Regions from separate parts of the Mus musculus genome. Here all the other regions are linked to region 2. Evidence: chromatin loops called from intact Hi-C (ENCODE). Cell type or tissue: left cerebral cortex. All regions are shown on one strand. Region 1 overlaps Ctps2 (cytidine 5'-triphosphate synthase 2). Region 2 holds the start of Grpr (gastrin releasing peptide receptor). Region 3 overlaps Ctps2 (cytidine 5'-triphosphate synthase 2).

Region 1 (8,000 bases), 580 kb before region 2:
GCTGTTTTATTGTAATTTATCTGACTCGAGTACAGACTTTCTGTATTAACCAACCCGTTAGAGTTAGTGGCACTTTAGGTCAGTCTGTCAGTAGGCAGGTAGGTCTGTCTTTTGTGTGTGTGTGGTATATACATGTACATACATGTGTATACAGATCTATAGGATATCAGGTGTCCTGCACTATCAGTCTTATACCTTATTCCCTTGAGATAGGGTCTCGAATGGAACCTGAGCTTGATTGGTGGCCAGAAAGCCCAGTAAAACCACCTATCTGGTCCCCTCTCTCATAGTGCTGGCCTCACAGGCACCCGTACAGCCAGGCCTGGCATGCGTGTTGGGATCCAAATTCAGATCTTTGTGCATATGCACTGAATTATATCTCCAAACTCTATATTTATTTGTTTATTTTTACAGACCAGGTCTCTCATATGGCCCAGTCTGGCTAAGAATGACTTTGAATTCCTGATCCCTCTGCCTCCACCTCAGCAGTGCTGGGATCACAGGTGTGTGCTACCATGTCTAACAGGCATGGGTTTTAGTTGATGATTTTATACAATAGGACTCTGATTTGGGCAATGTTTTAAAAAGGGTTTTAAAAATTGTCCAGTATTTTGGTTGGTTTGTTTCTTTGTTTTACATGTAAGTTCTAGTCTCCTGGGAGGAAGTGAGTTTTGGTGACTAATCATAGTTTTTCCTCCAACATCTTTTTTGGGTTGCTGTTGGTTTGGTTTTTGAGATGGAATCTCTTTGTTTAGTCCAAGTCACAGTGTTTTCCAGGCTACCTTTGGACTCCTTCCTGGTCCTCGTATCTTCGTCGTCTGGACTGATGGCCTTACTTTAACATCTTTAAGGTTTTTTGTTTTGTTTTACATCTAAAGTGAAGTGGCAAGAATAACACACAAGGGCACCGTTTGATTAGAGCCTTTACATGGGAAAATTTCCACCTTGGTTTTTCCTCCTCATAAATCATTTGAGAATAAGTTGTGGAATTTCACTGGTTTCCCTGCAAATATCTCCTTGGATTCCTACGGACAAGAACTTTTTTCTATATAACCTCCATCTGTTACCATAGCCTATATTTCAATCTCCTCAGTTGTGGAAATATCACATTAAACTATTGTCTTTTCTTAAATGATCATTTTGGAGCTAAAACCGAGGAGAGTTGGTATCATATTTTTTTGTGTGCCTATATTGAAAAGTGATTTAAAACTGTATCTAATCCAAATATGAAATTATATGATATGTCTTATATAACATTCTCAAGTCATATCATGTACCATATATGATGTGTAGAAATATAAAAATGCATAATACACACATTCAAAGGATCAGTGTTAAAATAGTACAGGCCAGCCGTCATTTAGGCCCCACATTGTTCATTTCAAGGGAAGACCTCTGCTTAAAGTGGCCCAGTGCTGCCTGTCAGAACTCAGGCTTGTAGCAAGTGCCAACGGAACTTGAAAAACACACTGTGATTCTCCTCATTCTTTTGCATGCTTGTCTCCTCTAGTGGTTATCTCTCGAGGCTTATTGTTCTCTTTATCTTTGCACTCAAAAGCACGAGGGTAACCCGGCAGTTAGAAACACGAAATCCACTAATAGTCCCATGAAACATTAACTAACAGGCTATGGAAACATGCCATAAAGGCAGGGTGTGTTCCAAAGAGTGTGTTTTGAAATGACAGAATGGGAAAGAATGACAGGTACAAGATTGGTAATGGAAAAACTGAGACGCTCGGTCTTTGGACAGACTTCAGGTTTTTTCTCCCTCGGGAAGACCAAGTGCTCTGGGCATCTGTGCCTTCTGTGGCCACGTTTTCTGCTCAAGAATCAATAACATGGAATGCATGAAGAAAAAAAAATCCTTTTTGTGTGGTATGTAGTTCAGTTGGCAGAGTGCTTGCTTAACATGCATGAAGCCCTGAGTCTTATCCCCAGCACCCCATAAACTTGACATGGTGGTGCACGCCTGCAATCGTGGCACTTGGGAGGTGGAGGAAGGGGAATCAGAAGTTTAAGGTCTTCCTCTGCTACATATAAGAAGTTTGAGGCCAACCTGGACCACATGAGACCTTGTCTTTAAAATGTTTTGTTTTCTTTTTAATTTCTAGTTGTATGAGTATTATTCATAACCAAGTCCGCACAAAACAAAGTGGGTGCAAAATGCTATGTTATCTTTGACTTTGAGATGTAAAAGACCCTGAACTCATCCTTTCTAAGGAAGTTATGTAAAAGGATAATTTTAGTTGTCCCTAAAATTGACAGCATACTTGTCTCCCTTACTTGGCTTTTACTTGGTGCCTGTCCTCCCTGGCCATCAGAGTTCCTTTTCTTTTCTACTTCCAGCTTTCCTTTCTACTTTGACTTTCTTTTGCACTTTGCCTGGGGTGTGCATCTACTGCCTGCGCTAGTCTTCGGTTCTGAGTTCCCAGAGGCCTCTGCGTGGGAGCCAGTACTGAATCAGGGCTTTTGTTTTGCTTTCTTTTAAAACTATGGCCACTCAAATCCTACAGCCTCCCGAAATCATTGTAACGACACTATGAAAGAGATAGTGTTCCCTTTGGTCTATCGATGGACAAACAGGACAGTACCAGATTCCTGTTGCTGCTTTAATAAGTTCTTAGGCAGTACCTGGAAACATCACAAACTTACTCCCTTTTGGTCTTGTAGGTCAGAAGTTTAAAGTGGGTCGACAGGCTGTGTTCCTTCTGAAGTTACAGGAGAGACTGCTTATTTTATTTTATTTTATTTTATTTTATTTTATTTTATTTTATTTTATAGCATCTAGAGGCTGCTTGTTCACGGGTACACCCTCTATCCTGAAAGCCAGGAGCTTAACATCTTCCAGTCTGTCTGTAATGTTTGCTTTTTCACCTCTGATTCTGTCCTTCCTTCCTCTGTCAGGGTCCCACATGATTATGTGGGTTCACACTCAGAACCCAGAATAAACATCCATGACAGAGTGAATTCCTGAGAAGCGAGGAGCTCATCCCAGCTCTCTTCTCTCTGGCTTCTGTCGTGACACAGCAAGAAAGCCCGACTCCCTCATCCCAGGAACTTTAACATAAGCACATTTGTAAACTCTTAGGTCACAAAAGGTCAGAGGTCCTTAGGTTCTAAGAACTAGAATGTGGACGTCCTTGGAGAGGTATGGGAAATGAATTAACAATATATAGGCGATTGATTTGGTGAGGAGAATGTATTGATTATAGGGCAATTGGAGGATGCCCCTGAATGATGGGTGTGTGTGTGTGTGTGTGTGTGTGTGTGTGTGTGTGTGTGTGCTGAGGTAGGGAGCAGGTCTCTTTAGGAATGGAATGAAGAAGTGCTCTGTGTATAGCAGTGTGGTGGGGGAGTGAGGAGTGGAGGAGCCTGGACTTAAAGTAGCTTAGGTAGAAAGTACAGGTTTGAACCATCAGGAGTGTCCAGCTAGCTAGGGGTCATGCGTGATGTGAGAGCAGAGGGCCACTTGGGAGGGTTCCACTTGGATTTGCAGTGACAGAAGCTGCTGGAGCAAGTAGCAAGTCAGTGTCTGTTAGGTAACATACTATGATGTAAAGCTGGTTCACATTTACATGCATGTCTTCAACATGACTGTTAAAGAATCCAAATCATAGTATGGCTTAAAAAAAAAAAAAAAAGACTGTCTCCCTCCAAAACACCCAGTGGGCAGTAGGACAAGAACAGATTGGGGAAGCTTCGTACAGAACACTTGAGGAACACATAAGCAAGTCTGGGAAAATCACGAGAAGTAGGGCTGGGATGTAGCTCAGAGGCAGGGTGTTTGCCTACTGTGTGTGATACTCTAGTCCTGGAAAAAGGAGAACAACAACAAAAGAGAAGGGCTGACGAAATGGCTCAGCAAGATCAAGATGCTTGCCGCCAAGCCTGATCGCCTGAGTTCTGTCCCTGGCGTTACGTGGTGGAAGGAGAGAACCAACTACTGAAAGTTGTTCTCTGACCTTCACACACATGCGCTGGCACACAAGCACCCACACACAAAACCACACTATAAATAAATGTACCTTTAAAAGAAGCAGAGGAGGGGGGTGGGAAGGGTCTTCTAGGGGGTAGGTGTTCCTGTTTTCTCCAAGTGAAATATTCAGACACGAAACTAGTTCCCAAGATGCAGTTAGGTAGGCCCCATAAACCCTGCCATTAAGGAATTTCCTCATTGATAAGAGACTCAGACCTCCATACACTTGGTTTCAGGTTTCCTGGGACACTGAAGGACTTGAACTCATTACACTTTTATCGGGGTTGCAGAATACTTTAGTCAAGGTTAATGAGTGCCATATTTATCCTTGTGCAGTGCTTTTGCATTTCCAACAGCTTTATAATTTATTGATCTTTTTTTTTTAAATAATTTTTGTTTGTAGCCTGTATGGCTCTGTTCCAAGAAAGGACAGAATGCGGGGATCAGATGGCAGCCATCGTGTTCTATAGCAATGGTTTTTGCAAAGGAAGAAGCCTTTTCCTTTCAGAAGCAAAAACGGTAGTATTTTGGAAATGCTGGGGATAAATATAAAGGCGCTTAAGGTTTACTAACCACTTGACAGTAATAAAATTAGCATGCTTTCAAACAGTGTTCCTTTTGCCTCTTAGGATTTTTGGTTCTGTTTGTTACCTAATTAGGTTGCTTGTATAACTGGAGCGGCCCTCATCACTAGTCATCTCCCTCCTCCACCCCCTTTTGTCATCCTCACCATGTTATCTTTTTTTGAGGCAAGGTCTCATGTAGCTCTGGTGAGTCTTGAACTTGCTGTGTAGTGCAGCCAATGCCCCATTTTATGTGGCGCTGAGGCTCAAACCCAGGGAATCCTGCATGCTAGGCAAGTGCTTTACCAACTGAACTACATCTTAGGGCCCCAGCTACCATCTTTAGAGCTTGTCATGTTGTCTGAGGACCAAGTCACTGTGTTCTCTGTCCATACTTCCCCAGCCTTCTGCTTCTAGAGTGGCTCCTGCATGCTTGCTCCCAGCTGACATCATTCTGATATCATGTGTCTCTGGATGAGGCCTTCTGAACCAGGCCCAGAGAGGCCTCTCCTGATGCCTTCCTCCCTAGTGACTCTTTGCAGCCTCTCTTTATACTTTCTTTTTTCCCTGCTGCTCTGGGTGTTATTTAGACTTGGCACTTGGTTTTCTCTCCCTCCCCCCCCCCCCCCTCTCTCTCTCTCTCTCTCTCTTTCTTTCTTTCTTCCTTTCTCGAGACAGTTTCTCTGTATAGCCCTGGCTGTCTTGAAACTCACTCTGTAGACCAGGCTGGCCTCAAACTCAGGAATCTATCCACCTGCCTCTGCCTCCCAAGTGCTGGGATTAAAGGCATGTGCCGCCACTGTCTGGTTATCCCTTACTCTTTCATCTTCAACATCTTTCTTCTCCATTGACTCCTCTGTTAGCTAGCACTTCTTCTTTGAAGTGTTTTTTAAAGTTTATTCTGTGGGCTGGCAGTGGTGGTGCATGCTTTTTCGCCACTCAGGAGGCAGGAGGCAGGCAAATCTCTGAGCTTGGTCTACAGAGTGAGTTCTAGGACATTCAAGGGGTACACAGAGAAACCCTGTCTTGAAAAACAAAACAAAACAACCTACAAACCAACCCTCTCTAAGCCAAACCAGACCAAACCAAACCAAACCAAACCAACAAATGAAAAGCAAAAAAGAAGGAAAAGAATTCTTTGATAGTTTCAAACATACAATGCATCTTGATAATATCCAACCCAAATCTCCCTAACCTCCCCATGTTTCTCCTCCCAGTCTCTTCTAGCTAGCACATTTTTGTTTGTTCTTATTTTTAATTAACTAGTTAATTGATTGAGTGCTCTGCTGCACATAATGAAAAAGTCAGCAACCTTCAGCCCTTTCTTTGATACCCTCAACTCTACTCCCTTCTCCTAGTCTCTAGCTTCAGGGTTTCTAGATCATTGCTATCACATTGCTCTTTCAAGAATTTTCAAATTTCCTTTGGTGTGGAAGGAATACTTAATAGTCTTTGGTGGCCAGTGTCGTTGCTTCCTCTCCATCCTCACTCTTACACTTCAGTTTTGGAAATGATTTTTTTGGGTCTGGAGGTACTTTCAGTTTCATATCTAATGATGAACATAAAGGCAAGTTAGTTAAGTTCTATCTATCAATCTATCTATCTATCTATCTATCTATCTATCTATCTATCTATCTACCTACCTACCTACGTACCTTTAAACTTTCTTCTTTCTTAACTTTTTTAAAATTTAGAGATAGCCTTATTATGTAGGCTTCCTCTCCCCCTTTTAAAATTCTCTCTTTCTTTCCTTTTTTAAAAAAAGAACATGTGCCACTGCACCTGACCCTTTCCTAAAAAATTATTTATTTATATTTCATATGTCTGATTGTTTTGCCTCTATGTATGGATCTGCACCACATGCATGTCTGATACCTGCAGAAGGCAGAAGAAGCCATCGGATCTCCTGGTACTGGAAGCAAGGATGTCTGTGAGCTACCATGTGGGTGTTAGGAACAGAACCTGGATCCTCTACAAGAGCAGCCATGCTCTTAATTGCGGAGCTATCTCTCTAGCACTGTCCCATCTCGTTCTTAATTAGTTAATTTTACTCTATTCTCAATAGTTCAGAACAATATATTCCTTGATTACCATAGTCACTGACAACTGAAGCAATTTACCTTCAGAGATAAATTGAAGTTGGATAAATTAGGGTGAATTGCCTGAAGAATCGTAAAGTACCTCTGACAAGAAACCAGAGGAGTTTATCACTGTAGTTGGAACTTGAGTGGAACTTAAATGGAAACTGAGGGTCGGAATATACATAGAGCATGTACTGTGGCAGTTCTTGTGAACTTCCCTGCCTTTTCCTAGAAAACCCACGAAGGGCCAGGCAATTTAGAAGAGGTTTGGCTTCCTAAACTGGAGGCTGCCTTTTCTCACTTCCCTTGAGTAACACTTCATCTAACCCTCATTAACCAGCCAAAGAAGAGAGGGAGACATGCTAAGAGTTAAGGGCAATTCAGAATTAAGTACTCCTTCCCACTAGAGGTATAATCCAGTTTCCTCCAGTCCTTCCCCTCAGTGCTTCTTGGAGCTTACTTGGGTTCTGGGGTTCAGATGGCTCCAAACATTTTCTGGAGGCACTGATGAGGTCAGATATTTTCTTAGAAATTCTTCCTTTAAGACATTCCAGATGTCAAAGGCTCCTTTAGAGCTGTATGTGACACTGTGCTTGTGTGTGTGTGTGTGTGTGTGTGTGTGTGTGTGTGTGTGTGTGTGTTTGGGGCACGTATGGGATTGTCTGTGAGGAACCTGAGCAATCTGTTAGAATAGGTCAACTTACCCAACTGTACTCTGATCTAACAACTTAAACACCCAACATTGCTGATTGTGGTTGAACAGGCCTTTAGTACCAGCATTCAGGAGGCACAGCTGTGAGCTCAATCTAGCCCATTCTACATAGTGAGTTCCAGGACAGCCAGAACTATATAGTGAGACCCTGTCTTACCACCCCCCAAACCCAAAAAAACAAAAACCAACCCCTCTAAAGTCAAACCAATCCCCCCAAACTCCATGACATAAAACACTGAATCATTATAAATAGAACTGGGGAAAAGGAATCGCCAGGTTAACGAGAGCAGAAGCTATTCATAAGCATCTTCTTTCTGAGTTTTAGTGGGGTGACCCAGAAGACAGATCTGAAATTATTTCCTTGGGACTCATTCATTCATTCATTCATTCATTTACTCACTCAGCTTCTCCCTTCAGTTCGTTTCCACTATCTGGAAAGACACTGATAAGGAAAAGCTACAACTGCCCTACTCACACAGAGGCATGCATCAGACAGCTGAGAGAAGGCCAGTGAGGAGGCAAGGTCTTCCGCAGGGCCGCAGACAGAGGCTGTGGCTCCGTGATGTGGGACAGCCGAGCAGAGATCCCCGAGTTTATAAGAGTTTCATCTAGGACAAGGTGGTCTGGAGGGGGTAGTCAGTGGGACTTGACAGATAGCCTGTGAAGAA
Region 2 (8,000 bases):
ATGTTCAAGAATTTCAATAGGTAATGTCAGGTAACAGTTGCCTTTCTTTAGGAATATTAAATGGAAATGGGCAAGGCATTGGGACTCCTTCATATCCTCAATATTATAATCACGTGGTTACATAGACATTATGTAAAAATGATGAGCTGTTAACTTACTCTTTTTACTATGTTCATAGATGACACATTGTTAAGTATAGAATCCACAGTTACATTGCCAAGCCCATAAAGCTGTTGTAAGAATCTTGTAGCTTTTCAACATAAGATAAATAGAAAAGTACAAGTTTTGTATTATCGAACTGGTCAGGCATCTATTCTCATTGAAGCTAGTGTGATGCACCTGTCATTCCAGTGATCCATCAGCCCTTGCCAGGCAAGGCCAATTACAAAAAGTTAGTGAGGACACACTGCAGCTGCAGTGGCATTCAACTCAGCTTTGCACAGAGCTGTTCCTGACTGCTGATGGCAAGCTCAGTCTGGTCTGAAACTCCAGGAAGAGGGTCCCTGCAGCTGCAGTTTTCCATTTCATGCCCTCCCTTTCCATGCTGTTCGCCTCCCCGAGGAGACAGTAAACACCATCTGGACCACTGCATTCACCAGCCCGGAAACCCAAATCTCTTCTTCCTATCAAGAAAATTATGCTCAGCCTGACGTGCCCTCCACCAGTGGGAACCAACCTTAGAGCTTTTGCCAGCCCTGAAGTTTGCTGGCCCTGAGTGAACACAGAAAGTGTCTGTGGTCATTAGTACCTTAAAGGTAAATAGGCAGGGTGCAAGCAAGATGAGGGTGTGTGGAGAAACCCTGTCTGGTCCACACGATAACCTCATTTCTGGACCATTACTTTTCAGGCTCTGAGAATATCATCAGTGCTGAGCAGTGTACTTTAAATAGCTTAAGTTAAACACATGGCCACAAATACTGATAACACTGGCTTTATTTGTCCATTACTTGTGAAGGCCAGCTCACCTGAGGACGCTTTGTTCTTTTATAGCAGGAGACTCAAGCACCACAAGTAGTAAAGGAGAGGCCCTCTACTTCAGATTCTAAACTTTACAGAATTGCAGCTATACTTTTTCCAGTATACACTCTGGTCCTATGTATTTTTAACATACACCATATAGTTGACTTAAAGATAACAATGTATAACCTCTGGTCCAATAAACCTGGGTTTTTTTTTCTTAATTTAGAAATTTAGCTAGATACTAGATACAACATATTGTATCTAGTAGTCTAATCATTTCTGTGTTCATTCTTCAGAACATAAGATACAATCAACAACATGTGTGAATATCCTTCACATATATCTTTACTTGCCTGTTCAAGCATGAGTTTTCTTTTTCTTTTTAACATGGTAGATATAGATATTTGACAAATACAGGTTTGAAATATATATATATGTGTGTGTGTATAATCACATGTGTGTTTTCCAGATGTGCATTTTTCAGAATAACAGAAGACACTCAGCCTCACCAAGATACAAAGATATTGTACATAGAAGGACAGTCAACCTTGAACTCGCTTAGCTGGGCAAAAGGGAGCAAACATATTTAAAGTCATTGAAGGGAGACTTGGAAAAATTCACACACAACTGTTCTGTTCAGTCATACCTAAAAATGAACTGTAAGAAAAGTTAAGACTGTCCAAGGAAGACAAAATTCAGAGAAATGGAGCCTTTGTTGTTGTTGTTGTTCTTTCTCAAAGGAGATTTTACAGAGGGTCAGTGGGAACTTCTCTATTTTCTGAAGGATTCTGAATTGCTTCTAAAAAACACTAGCCTGAGGTTGAAACTGTAGGGTAGGATTGTCCTTCTCACTGTTCAATTAATTTTTCAGAGAAGGAGAAGACAGGGAAAGGCAATGATTTTTCTTCAGAAAAAAAATGCCCCTCAGTCTCAGGCTTAGAGATTTAATTCTCATTTGTCTCCTCGGGTCTCCACCATTCTCTCATTTTTCTTTTCTTAAACTAATATGCCAAACTCCAGAAGTAATTTTCAGAACAAAACCATGCCTGGAAGGGATTGTGAGTTTGAGTAAAAGTTCCCTTTAGGGTAGACAGCTCTCTCATGTGATTCACTGAGTGGTCCGCCACCCCAAGAGAGGATATAACTTCCAATGAGTACTTACCTGTCAGCTGACAGTGCCGTAAGTGTGAAGACAGACACCCCCACTGAAGTAAGTTGTATAAAGGGGATCAGTTTGCAGCCAATTCTGCCAAATAGCCACCTGTCAGCCAGGTACTTGCTGGCATCCACAGGGGCGCATGTCACCAGCAGCAGCAGGTCTCCCAAAGCCAGGCTAGAGATGAACAGGTTTGGCACGTTTCGCATGGACTTGACCGTGCAGAAGATCTTGATGAGCGTGATGTTGCCAATAAGACCTATCACGATGATAAGCCCATAAACTGCAGGGATGACATAGATGAAGCCCGGGTGAAACCAGTTGTCCATCTTGGGGGGACTCAGACTTTGATTGAAGGTGTCGTTGCAGGACAGGAAAGGGTCCACGTCCAAGTTCAGGTGGGAACAATTATTTGGAGCCATCTCAAAGCTTCTCTCTTCAAATGCGCCTTCAAGATGCTGCTTTGTAACTTCTGGGTTTTTCAGTTAGGCGCTGAAGGTTTGTCAGTTAGGCTCGCTGATCTGTGTGAGCCTCTTGATCTCTCTTTAAAACACTCTGAATTCACACACACACACACACACACACACACACACACACACACACACTGGTATTCCAAACTCTAGCTCAGTTTGTTGATGTTGGTTCTGTCCCAGCCTTCACACCACCAGCAAGCAATACATCTGTACATTCACTAAGTTAACAAGCAACAGAAACTCAGCCTGAAGAAAAGCTTAGAATTAAGCCCACTTTGTCTCAGCTCTTCCTACCTCCATCCTAGACTGAGTCTCTCTGGCTGCAGTTTACTAAGAACTTTTGGATTGCTATTTTCACACAGCATTTCCCGTCTTCCCTGATTTGTAGAACCTGAAGGTTTAAAGTGGGTAGAAAAAAACTGCACCAAGAAAGCCTCCAATCCTATAGGCAGGATGCTTTGGACGTCACTGGCTTCCCTAGCAAACGGCAGCTCTCCTGAGCTGCCGCTCTGAAGTGGAGCCAGGACCATGTATAGACAGCGAATGCCAGCCCCCTGCTGGACGCTTCAATCACTGCCCAGCTGCCTGCTTTCTTCAAATGAGAATCAGGCAGCAGATCACAACTCCTAAGTGGCTTAATAGATAGATACCTTTGCCTTTTCATTTAAGCTGGGAGCACCTAATAGCAGGCATTTAATAAATGCTGTTCGCTGCAAAGTCTGGGAATATCTCTGATACTATCTCCATGAGTTCAGATGTGACTCAGGACCCTCCTGTTTCTAATCTTTACTAATGTATTAAAATGGGACATCTAGGTCTGTGTGTGAGCTGTCCCAGTTAGTTCCCTCGGAATAGGGACTGCTACGGAGAACTGCATGCACGGACTCACACCTTAAACCTACAGCAACAGACTTCAGGAAAACCAGAAGTACGGTGCACATGTGCTCTTTCTTGAAAACTTCCCAAGCCTCTGACTATGGAGCCAGCTGCAGGCTCAGCACACATAGATCAATGGATGATCTTTTTCAAACCAAATTTAAAGCGCATTATTTTCTTTTGATCTAAAAATCATATGAGCTGGCTTTTTGGTGTAGCTTTTTGCATTTTTGGCAAGCTGTCAATTTCCTCCGAAGTATACAACGGTTGTAGATTCTCTCAAGAAACAGGAAACAAGAGACAGAGGGGGTGGGGAGCTAGTGAAAGAAATGAGTTATGGTCAAAGGAGTGCTGAGAAATACTCTATTAAAATGCTATCAGAATGAGACTTGACCTTTTGCTAGCACTAACAAGTACATCATAAGGCTATACCTTTATGGTATCTATTGAGCCGGTCCTTTTTGATATGTGTCAGAAAGCTAGTTAATAACAGACAGTGCTAGGGAAAGGCTCATATTTCAGGACCCATAATAAATAAAGAAAACTGCTTGATACCATGTCAGGGCCCACCCAGAAAGCTTCCAAAGGCATTGCCATGTACCTTTGCAGCATTTGATGGCCAGGTGACTGTGGTGCCCTTTTGGTAACATGAAAGAGTCCTTGTAGGCAGCAGTCAGAAGATTGATGATGCTACATGCTTGCAGGTAGAAGGGTTTCTTAGTGGAGTCCAGCACTGCCAGGATTGAGCCAATAAACATGAGTCTAGTGGTGTCAATCAGTTGCTAGAAGTACAACTTATTGATACAGGACATGAGCTTCAGTCCTGACAGACCCACCCATTTATTACCTTGGCACATTGCTTGGGCACACATCTTCAGGTTCAAGTTCTTTATTTGTAGAGCAGGGATAATTTATGAAATTCAATAAAAAACCATCCCTGGTAAGACTGTATAGTATTTATTCCATTTGATTAATTTTAGCTACTTACCACTATTACCATGATCACCATTTGGGGATTGAAGGGAAAAGATTTGCTTGGGAACAGCTCAGAAGACTGATTGATCTCAAATCAATAGACAGGAGTTCCACACACACCAGTGAATCATCAATTCCTCTGTTTACTTAAGAGGAATGTATAGCTGCCATGTACTACATATGTAAGAAGCTAGAGAGCGGCACTGATTGAGGTGATCACACGTTAGATCCATTCCCTTTCTAGAATGAAGTTTACTGCCTCCACCCCCGCCCCCCCAAAGAAAATGTAACACCTGACATTGAAGATTTCCTAGGTGCGGGCTAGGGCTTTTGAACAGAGAAAACGCAGCACATGCTTCGTGGCACAAAGGAAGCAGGGTAGCATTGAGCAAGAGAAACACTATAAGCCCCTTTATAAAGGTCACCCAAATTAGCAGAAACAGGGTGCAGAGAGTACAACATGAAACACAGCTGGAGGCAAATTGGATGAGACAGTGCTGAATCCCTTGTTGTTGCTATGAAGTTCTGCCTCTAGAGTCTGGGTACACAAAGAGGACCTGTGGGCATTATATCTCCCCATCTGTTCATCCGTGTGCTGAGTCAGTCTTGCTTCTTAAGTCCAATTAGGCTACTAGTGTTTCTTCCCATGTATGTTAAGCAGATGTGGACAGGTGTTGATTTATCAAAGCTGCCATTAGCATTGTGCCTTCTACAGCCATATAGAAATGTTCTAATGGTAGTTTAAAAGTGAATGTATATTGAGGCTTGACATCTACTATTAGCTATATTAATATATATATATACATATATATATATATATCACTAAGATAAATTAGTTACAGTGACTGTGTCCAGAACAAAGAGAGATAGAGCGAGGGTAAGGGAGGAGTAGAGAAGGAAAGGAGGGAGAGAGAGGAGGGAGAGAGAGAAACAGAGACAGAGAGAGACCAAAATAAAATTAAGGACATTGGATCCATTGGGGAAGATTTTTATTTAAGATTTCAGGCTGGCATTAGCCTATAAGACACAAATCTTAAAAAAAAAAAAAAGAGCTATGCTGGGGCCTAGCAAACACAGAAGTGGATGCTCACAGTCAACTATTGGATGGATCACAGGGCCCCCAATGGAGGAGCTAGAGAAAGTACCCAAGGAGCTAAAGGGGTCTGCAACCCTATAGGTGGAACAACAAATATGAACTAACCAGTACCCCCCGGAGCTCGTGTCTCTAGCTGCATATGTATCAGAAGTTGGCCTAGTCAGCCATCATTGGAAAGAGAGGCCCATCGGTCTTGCAAACTTTATATGCCTCAGTACAGGGGAACGCCAGGGCCAAGAAGTGGGAGTGGGTGGGTAGGGGAGTGGGTGGGAGGGTATGGGGGACTTTTGGGATAGCATTGGAAATGTAAATGAAGAAAATACCTAATAAAAAAAAAGAAAAAAAGAAAAGAAAAGGTGGTCCTAGAAAGATGGTTCAGAGGTTAAGAGTGTATACTACTCTTCAAAAGGACCTGGTTTCAGTTCCCAGCAGCCACATCCCACAAACTCCAGCTCTAAGGGCAATCCAATGTCTCTGGCCTCTCCAAGTATCTGCACTGACAAACATGTACCCACACAGAGATATACACATATACATAATTGACAAAAATATGCTCTTAAATTAGCAAGATTGTCAGGGGTGCTTCATAAAAATACAACTTCTGAGGTCCTACCCTATATTACTAACTTTAAATCTTCAATGACAGGACCCAGAACCCAATTATGATTCTTTCTCATTAGGTCTCTAGGGGATACACTGGGGGCTAACGAGGCAAACAGCATAGGCTATAGGGATCATGTCAGCATGACAGTCCATGTTCTGCCCCTTCTGATGAGGGAGGAAGGAAAGGAACATGTATAAGAATTTAGATTACTGCTATGGGTTCATGTTACCCAAGAGTAAATCCTTAAGCAAGCAGCATGGCCTCAGGATTTACTAGAAATATAGAATCATGGGCAAGTGGTGTTGCTCAACCTGTAGAGGCATTTGCTTAGGCCTAGCAACCGGACTTCAAACCGTGAACCCCACAAGGTGGCAGGAGAGAACTGACTCCAGAGAGTTGTCCTCTGACCTCCATGCTGTGTGGCATGTAATGCCTGTTCATGCTCACACACATACAAAATTAAGTAAATAAAAACAACGTTAGAAAGGCAGAATCCTAGGCACTACTCTAGTCCTAATAAGTTGCATTTAGAAGAACTAATCTTCGCTGTAACAAGATGTCCAGGAAAGTCATATGCAAGTTAAAAGTGTACGATACAGGAACATTGTAGGCATCAAGAATGTCTGGGAACAATGGTTAAAAAGGCAGAATAGGAATAGGAAACTAGGTATATGGGGATAGGAGAGACTAGAAGCTCATGCTCAGTCTGAAACCAGCAACTGGACCACCTCAAATTTAACTAAGAACCACTGCAGCCTTGCAGCTCAGTGTGGTAATGTGAGTCTGTAGTCCTAATACATAGGAGTCTTAGGCAGGAGGATCAAGAGTTCCAGACTACACAACAAATAGACAAGAAAGTAAACTACTGCACCGGGGCTTCTTCATATCCCTGATAATGGTTGAGAGTTGTTCCAGTGTCTTATGCTACGTCAGTATACCCAGGGGCAGGACTCTAATCTCAAAGATCCACCTGCCTCTACCTTCTGAGTTCTGATAATCACAGTCTGTGCCAGTTCACCCATAAGGATGGTGATTTCTTTTCCTTTCTTTTAGGGATATCACTCTGAGAATAAAAAATCAAGGACATGATGGAAGTTACTCCAGAGGGAAATTCTGAGCCTACTCTTGTGTGCAAACTGAATTCACTATAGGAACAAAGGAGTCACTGGAAATGAGAGATGAAGACAGAGAGGTAAGTAATGAAGAGAACTGAGAGCCAGAATGCCGAATGCCAAATAGTCCAAAGATAGGATGAAAGAGTCAGGAGTAGAGTGACATTCAGCTTTGATGCCAAGGTGATGTGCTGAGGGTTGGTGGGCACTGGACATGGTTTCCATGTGAGACCTGTGACAACAGAAGGGAGGAGCTGTGTAGAGGACTGCAGTAACTCTTGCTTGAAAAGAATCAGAGATGTCAAATTTTAGTGCTGCAGCAGGAACAGACAAGGCAGATGAGTCTATCCAGATCCTGCAATGCTGGGATTGTTTCAAGTTCCCTTTTCTGTTCTCAATACTCTTGACTTTTCATGGGCCGAGAAACTTCCGTGGAAGATGAGGGGTGTGTTCTCAAAGAGTCAAGTGTCAGTTTGAGCCCTACAAAGATGCAGAAACAGATGCCGATGGTCAGAGAAAGCCTGAAGAGGAAAACCACATTCTTAACCCACCTCAAAGTTAAAGGAATGTCCAATGTTGTGGCTTTTAAGTCTACCTGTTCTTGTTACGTGTGATGGATGACCTTGATTGTTGACTTGATGGGCTCAGTATCACCTTGGATTTTTGTGATTGGGTTCATTGATATGGGAAGGCCCACCCTAAGTGTGGGCAGTCGTAGTCTATGGGAAGGGTCCTGAAATGAATATAA
Region 3 (8,000 bases), 600 kb before region 2:
ATTTTTAGATCTTGGATGGTTTTGTTCCTTTCCTTCGCCTGTTTTATTGTGTTTTCCTGTAATTCTTTAAGGGATTTTTGTGTTTCCTCTTTAAGGGCTTCTACCTGTTTACCTGTGTTCTCCTGCATTTCTTTAAGGGGGTTATGTCCTTTTTTTTTAAGATTTATTATATGTAAGTACATATGATGCCCAGAAGAGGGCGTCAGATCTCGTTAAGGATGGTTGTGAGCCACCATGTGGTTGCTGGGATTTGGACCTTTGGAAGAACAGTCAGTGCTCTTATGTCCTTCTTAATGTCATCTATCACCATCATGAGAAGTGATTCTAGATCCAAGTCTTGCTTTTCCAGTGTGATGGTGTATCCAAGATTTGCTATGGTGGGAGAATTGGGTTCTGATGATGCCAAGTAACCTTGGTTTCTGTTGCTTATGTTCTTAAGCTTGCCTCCTGCTGTCTGGTTCTCGTTACTGCTCCCTGCTCTTGCTATGTCTGACTGGAGCCTGTCCTTCCTGTGACCCTGGTTGTGTCAAAACTTCTCAGAGTCCAACTGTCTCTGTGATCCTGTGATTCTGGGATCCTGGGATCCTGAGATCCTGGGTGTGTCAGAGCTCCTGGGAGTCAAGCTGCCTCTGGGACTCTGAGATCCTGGTGTGAGCAAGCCCCTGAGATCCTGGGATCCTGGGCATGTTAGGGTGCCTGGGAGTGGAGCTTCCCCTGGGTGTTGTGGGACTGGCTGCAGAGTTCAGGCCCAAGGTCTGCTCAGGGCTCTGGCCCAGACTGGAAGGAACCCGTGTTGCTGGTTGGGTGGGGTTCCTGTGTCCCTGGATCCCACTGGTCCCAGTTACTCCTCATGGTGTTGGGGCAGATGTTGTACCCTCCTTACCTCAGATCCTATGATCCTGGGTGCCTTAGAGCGCCTGGGAGTGGAGCTTCCTCTGGGTGTTGTGGGACTGGCTGCGGAGTTTGCACCCATGGTCTGCTCCTAATTAATTTCTTATTATGGTTAATTACTGTTCTTTTGTGATGATATGTGCTTTTTTTCGATCTGTTCATCTACTGATGGACATTTGGGTTGCTCTTACTTTTTCTCTATTGTTAATAATGTTTCTGTGAACAATCATGTATGGGTGAGTTTTTTATTTGGTTTTTGGTTTTTTGCTTTTGCTTTTTGCTTTGGTAGGAACATGTTTTCATTTCACCTAGGAGTGGAATTCCTGGGTCATGTGATAACTATGCTTAGTCTAGTAAAGAGCCACCAGACTGTTTGCCAAAGGGGCAGCAACATACACACCAGCATCCTGTGAGTGAGGGCCTCAGTCTCTGCGTTCTCTGGAGCACTTGTTACTGTTTGTGTCTGACCTCACAGCAACTGTAGTGGAAGTGAAGTGGCATCTCTTCTGGGCTTTGATTTGCACCCCACCCTACCCCATTGCTAATAACTGTTGGATATCTTTCATGTATGGAATGGCTACTTTTGCTCCTTCTTTGGAAAAATGTCTATTTACATTCCTGGTCTATTTTAGTTGGGCTCTTTGTATTATAAGTGTTCAGTTGTAAGGGATAGATGATTTTTAATTTATTATTATTATTATTTTCTCATGTGTGAGGTGCTAGATGCCACTAGTTCTGTCCTTAATTATGACACTAAAATTCCCTCCAGAGAGTAGCCAATGTCCCTTGGTAGAAGGGCACGGGTAGAACTGTCTCCATTAAGAACAATTGACTTTGGGCTTAAATGAAGGCTCAGCAGTTAAGAATGTATGGTGCAGGCCGGGTGTGGTGGCACATGCTTTTAATCTCAGTACTTGGGAGACAGAGGTGAGGCAGGCGGATAGCTGTGACTTGAGGCTAGCCTGATCTACATAGTGAGCTCCAGAACAACCAGGGTCCTGTTTCAAAAACAAAAATGTGTACCATTCTTATTCCTTTATACGCCTTACTTTTTCTTATCTCTCTGATGTGAGCAATCCCCACTGTAGTAGCTTAAGGGAGGAGTGTTGGTTTGTTTGTTTTTAAAATTAAGACAGTGTCTCATATAACCAAGGATTCTGATTCTTTTGCTGTTACCTCCCAAGTACTGGGACTCCAGGTATGTACCCTTATTTCTCCTTTATGTAGTGTTGGGGATGGAACCCCAGGGCTTTGTGAATGCTAGGGAACACTCAACCGAGTTAACTACTTCTGAGCCTTGAATGGTTTAATTTGAATTACACACACACACACACACACACACACACACACACACACACACACACCATCATGATAGATGTGGTGGGTGGGACTAGTTCTTTTTCATGTTGGTGGGAGCATGATGTTGTCTTACACTGTAGGCAGACAATAACAAGTGCCAAGCAGAGCTGGCCTATTAACCCGCATTCCATCTTAAACAGTCCAACATCCATCTGCCAACTAAACCTCTTGTCCTCTGCTTTCCTAAACAGCACCATAGCTGGGGAACAAGTGTTCAAACACACAGACATCAGGAATCTGTGGTGTAAACATTTTATGTGGGTGTGTATGTGTCCCAGTTCATGTGCGTGCTGTAGTAGAGACAACTTTCATGGGATTTGGTTCTCTCCTTTCACCATATAAGTCTTGGGGGTAGAATTCTGATTATTAGCTTGGTGCCAAGCATCCTTATTCACTAGGCCATCTTGTTAGCCCGATCTTTCCATTTTAAATAATGTAAATAGGGTCTGTAGAGATGATTCAGCAGTTAAGAGCACCTGTTCTTGCAGAGGACCTGGGTTCAGTTCCCAGCATTTACAAAGCAGCTCACAACCACCTATAACTCCAGTTCCAGGGGGATCTGACCTCTCCTTTGGCCTTTGTGGGCACTGCATAGACATGGTACACTTATATACATGCAGGCAAAAGATTCATATACATAGATAAAAATAAATCTTAAAATTAATTAAAAATATAAACAAATGTGTTTGTTCATCTGTAACTCCTACCCTTTTAATATGCACCATAGTACATTTTTCTCATGTTTTCCTGATTTGTTTTTTTTTTTTCTTAACTTGGTACTATGTGCTGGAGATTACCTCATGGAAGGATATAGAAATATTCATGCCGTTTTATAGCTTTCAATTCAAACCATAATGAACCGTCACTTCCCAGCCAGATGGTACTTTTAAGCCTCATGCTCAGAAGGTCTCATAGCAGCAAAAAAAAAAAAATCCTTAGGAGGCTTTAATAGAAATGTATTTCCTGAGTAATAGCTGTAGTGGTGCTGCCAGGAAAATGATGGCTTTTCTTTTTGAGGTGCTACTTTGAGCTAAGAAGGGATTTTGCCAGTAGGTGCCGCTATTAGACAGCTTTGTCGAGGTTAAGTCTTGGATGACAGCTTTTAACACTGTATGTGTGTGTACATGAAAGAATAATTGACACACAGGGTAAAAAAGTTAAGTCTACAGAAAAACGCATCAAAGGATTTCATTTGTCTCAGTTTGCTTTACTTCTCTTCCACAGAGGCAACTACCTTTATTTTGTGCTGTTATTAGTTCAGGAATGCATGCATGCTGTGTGTGCCTGTATGTGCATGTGTGTGTGTGTGTGTGTGTGTGTGTGTGTATACCTATCCATATATGTGGATGGACATATACTCTTTTGTGGGAGGGGCAAGCAATGCAATGAATGGTAACTCAAGACACCATGTGCACTAACCACTGGGCAACACCCACAGCCACTTTAGCTAGCATCTTTGAGACACTGTTCCTACTTTGTATTGATCACCTATTATTACCTTTGATGGCTTGTCTCGCTGTGTGTACCATGGACATGAGAGGATTTACTGCACTTATTGAATTGTTTATAGTCTTGTATTTAGGCTGTATGCTTTCTTTTTGTAGCCTGAAATCACTTTACATTTTGACCTCTGTGTACAAATATGTTCTGTATCCACACATAAGCACATCTGTGGGATGAATCCATAGAAGGGAAATTGCCAAGTCAGAGGATGTGTGCATTTTACATTTCAATGGCTCCTATACACATAAGTGAGATGAGAACAATAAAACCTAATTGCTATTGAATGTCTTTATGTGCTGAGATCACTTTGCCGGAGAAAAATAGCCTTAAGAACCAGCAGTTGTGCTGATGGCTGAAAGTCTTATTAAAGGGGGGGATGGAATCATAATGCAGCCAAGAGCACAATGCCTGAGGAGTGACTTTACTTGGGTGGGTAGCAAATACTTAGTGGGCATGGCCATTCTTGCTCTTCCAGCTAAAGAAAGTAAACATGTTGGAAATCAGGAGCCTCTCTTACGATATGTCCGCTGCTACAGTCTGTTTCATTTCATTGGTTGTCATGACCTCCCTACCTTGTTGGAATGCATGAGAAGTGTTATGGTTGCTTCCAAAATTGTCAGAGAGATGATTATTCGGAATAGATTCGTTAACAGGCATATGTAAAGTGTATTCTTCTACAGTATATGCTGAGTCTAAGAGTAGTACCCAGGAAAGAGAACACAATTTTGTTATAATCATGTTATTTCCTTGATTTATCTACAAGAGCTAATAGAACACTTTGTAGGGTTGCAGAAGACTTCTGGATCTGTAGCAACTCTGGTCTCTTTTCTGCTTTAAAGTCGTCTCAGCTGCATTTAGAGGAGGCTTCTTGGGAACATAGCTGACTTTCATTCTAACTGTTATCAGTCTGAGGGACTAGGTATCAGAGAGCTCCCTGACAGGAAAACAGACAGGAAAAGGAGCTTTAAGTAAATTAATGTCCTTTTCACTTAAACATTTAAGATGGCTGACTTCTTGGTTCTTTTTCCTCTACAAGACAAAGACTTGGTAGCCTTTTTGGTGGGACTCGCAAACTTCCTGGGAGAGGTTGGGGCTTTATATGGTGGGAACCAGTCAGCTTTCTTTTCTTTGGTGTGAGCGCCCGACTCACCAGCAAGAACGACGCCACAATAGGATCCTTCTGCACACGTTTATTGGGAGAGCATTGACTGCATAAGCGAAAGACCCTGAGCCCAGAAATGGTGCTGCTTACATAGGCCTAGGAGTGACATGTCCATACCTGATTGGTTATGCTACCAGTACCTCATTAATCTGCGTCGGGCCAGGCAGTGACTCGGCAAAAACCTCTTATGCACATGCGCACATTGGTTGTTTACCCATAATCATGGGCAGTGGCCAGTGGTAGCCAGCACCACTCTGCAACGGCACATGTGGCTTCCCACACTTTGGATTATCCAATCTTCCATAATAGCCCAAACTAGGCAATTCTGAGAAAGAAAACCCCCAACATAAAACTGTCAGCTCTCCATACAAACTCAGATTCGGGATTCTGGATCTCGGCTCCCACTGGAGGCTCTGCTTTTCCTTGTTGTTGTTGTTTTTTTTTTTTTTTTTTTTTTAGCTTTTAAATCAGTGGAGAAAAATAATCTAGCCATGATGGCATCATTGGAATCATGCTGAGTCAAAGGGATAGTGAGTTGGAGGCCTGTAGAGTATGTTCTAGGCTGTCCTCCATCATATAGTGAGACCCTGCCTCCAAACAAGACAAAACCAAACATAAGCAAACAAAACCAGAATAGCAAGGGAGATAGTGTAGCAGGCAAAACCACTTGCCCCAAACCATGATGATCCGTTTGATTCCTAGAAGCCACATAGTGGAAGGAGAGAACAGGTTCTTGGAAGCTGCTCTTTGATACCCATAATCACTGTGGCACATGCCACCACACACACACACACACACACACACACACACACACACACACACAATGTAGTAAAATATCATTAAAAAACAAAAATGTGAATTCATGTAAAATATAACATGAAAACAGAATGCATGTGTTGCCTTCAAGACGTATATGGACACTCAGATGGTGGTATTAGTAAAAGGAGGTGAGGAAGGACCTGCAGAGATGGCTCAGTAGTGCTTCCTGCTCTTCCAGAGGACCCAAATTTCATTTCCAGCACCATATTAGACATGGCCTGTTAATGCCAGCTCTAGGAAATGTAACTATCTCTTCTGTCTGTCCTCTGTGGGTTCCTACACATGCCATAGATACAGATATACAGGAATATACATATTTTACAAATTGAAAGAAAAGTGGGAGATTAGAAGTGTTTTTCCTAGAAATTAGTTTATTATTTTATGGGTGCTAGTGTCTGGACTGCATGTGTATCTCTACACAATGGGTCGGCCTGGTGCCCTGGGAGGCTAGAAGAGGGTATTAGATCCCCTGAAACTGGAGTTACAGATAATGGTGAACAGCCATGTGGGTGCTGGGAACTGAACGTGGATCTATTGCAAGAGCAGCAACTGTTCTTAACTGCTGCACCATCTGTCCAGCCCCAGGTTAGAATTCTACTACTGAACCACTCATGCGATGGCTAGAAATGTTTTAACAAGATGCAAATGGACATTTGAGAGAGTTGTAGTTGATAATATTCTGATTGGAGTTCTTTATCATAGTTATGCCTTCATTTATCTCTTTCTAAACTAGGAATTTTCAGAGTTAAAAATAATTTGACATCTGATTCGTGAAATAGTTACAGTTAAAAGCTGATTCCTATGAAGGGTAATTTATGTTATGCATTAAACATAATGAATGCATTACATTTTTTTTCTACCTTCAGTTGAAGCCCTGTTTGAGGTATTTTCCTTTGACTTATTTTTCAACAGCATTTGATGCTATGCAAATTAAGAGTTTTTTTTTAAAGTAAAAACAAGATCAAGACTCCAAAGAGCCAAACCAATAACAAATCTCCCCAAAGACCATAACCCCATGATCCTAGCACCTGGGAGGTAGAGACAGGAGAATCAGGAGTTTGAAGTTGGCTTGGGCTGCATGAGACTCTGTCAAACGAACAAGTAAACAACCACCAGACAATCTACCCCAGCGTAACCTTCTGGGCAACTTATATTACTTGGGCAATTGATTTGCTTTTAGAACATGGACCTCACACTGGCACCACAGCGTTAGCCTCCTTCTCAGCCTATCTTCTTTACCTTCTTCATGATGCTCTCAAACTGTGAGCCAAACCCTCCTCCCCTGCCTTCTTCCTTAAGTTGCTTTTGTCCAACATGTTGTCACAACAAGAAAAGTAATGAATACACCGGTCTCTCATATCCTGGTCTCTCAAATCCCCGGGTTGCTTGCAAGTGGAATTGTGTTGGTTGTTCATTTGCAATGCTGCATTTAGGACTCTAAAGTGGACAGCCTTCCAAACAGTGCCCTTCCCCAAGTATCTCCTCCCACTACCATTCAGTCATTTCTATTTAAAAAATCAAGTGGTTGAAATACTTATTTCTAAGGTATTTCCCACTGAGCTCAAGGTACAAAAGCCTGACAAATACATTAGCTTTAAAGCATTCATGGAGTCGGTCATTTATTGTTATCATTATGGATTACTCTTGAAACTCACTAATGGGTGCTCACTCCAAATTGCACTGGCCCATTTCAGACAGCAGACTCTGTAAAGGGGTGGTGGGGGGAGGGCACAGGAAAAGATGCCTTAGGCAGGGGCCATCATGACTGGAAGAAAAATGGTCCTTTTTAAAAATGAACATAGAAAATTGTATGTATTTAACATGTACAAAGTGAGCTTTGGTGTATATATACATTATGAAATGATTACTAAAATCACACCAGCATCTACTAGCCATGTAGTTCAGTGAGCTTGGTAAAAGCATTTAAGGCTGGGCGTGGTGGTGCACGTCTTTAATCCCAGCATTTGGGAGGCAGAGGCAGGCAGATTTCTGAGTTCAAGGCCAGCCTGGTCTACAAAGTGAGTTCCAGGACAGCCAGGGATACACAGAGAAACCCTGTCTCGAAAAACCAAAAAAAAAAAAAAAAAAAAATTTAAGACCTACTCTCTTTAACAGGTTTCAATTTGTTTTTTGAGATAGGGGTCTCATGCATCTTTGGCTGGCCTTAAATTCCGTACTCAGCCAAGGAAGACCCTGAATTCCTGATCCTCCTGGCTCCATCTCTCAAGTGCTGAGATTGTAGTTGAGTGTGGCTGTGTTCCAATTA

The links. Hi-C counts contacts between places; a loop is a spot of excess contacts. Peaks named below come from ENCODE experiments on the same cell type or tissue, not always from the same donor. Only the 100,000 strongest peaks of a DNase experiment are listed, where the experiment ranks them.
Region 1: it touches region 2 in a loop (4-fold over the local background); 3 of 42 quality-filtered maps call a loop at or near these places.
Region 3: a loop joins it to region 2, with 6 times the contacts of the local background. A loop is called at or near these places in 4 of 42 quality-filtered maps.

The regions. Positions count from the first base shown.
Region 1 is chrX:162,965,985-162,973,984 of GRCm38, forward strand. The region is part of intron 13 of Ctps2 (cytidine 5'-triphosphate synthase 2); the gene reads left to right. Among named protein-coding and RNA genes, the nearest start is that of S100g, 5.4 kb to the left of the region's middle. In left cerebral cortex, no CTCF peak of the experiment used is centred here; a DNase peak (open chromatin) is centred at 3,784.
Region 2 is chrX:163,546,760-163,554,759 of GRCm38, forward strand. It overlaps Grpr (gastrin releasing peptide receptor), which reads right to left and starts at 2,977. Exons shown (of 3, transcript NM_008177.3): 1 at 2,123-2,977. The coding sequence starts at 2,538. In left cerebral cortex, a CTCF peak has its summit at 3,153 (motif pointing left); DNase peaks (open chromatin) are centred at 509 and 3,110.
Region 3 is chrX:162,946,695-162,954,694 of GRCm38, forward strand. All of the region lies in intron 13 of Ctps2 (cytidine 5'-triphosphate synthase 2), which reads left to right. Among named protein-coding and RNA genes, the nearest start is that of S100g, 14 kb to the right of the region's middle. In left cerebral cortex, CTCF peaks have their summits at 230 (motif pointing right) and 3,293 (motif pointing right); a DNase peak (open chromatin) is centred at 3,299.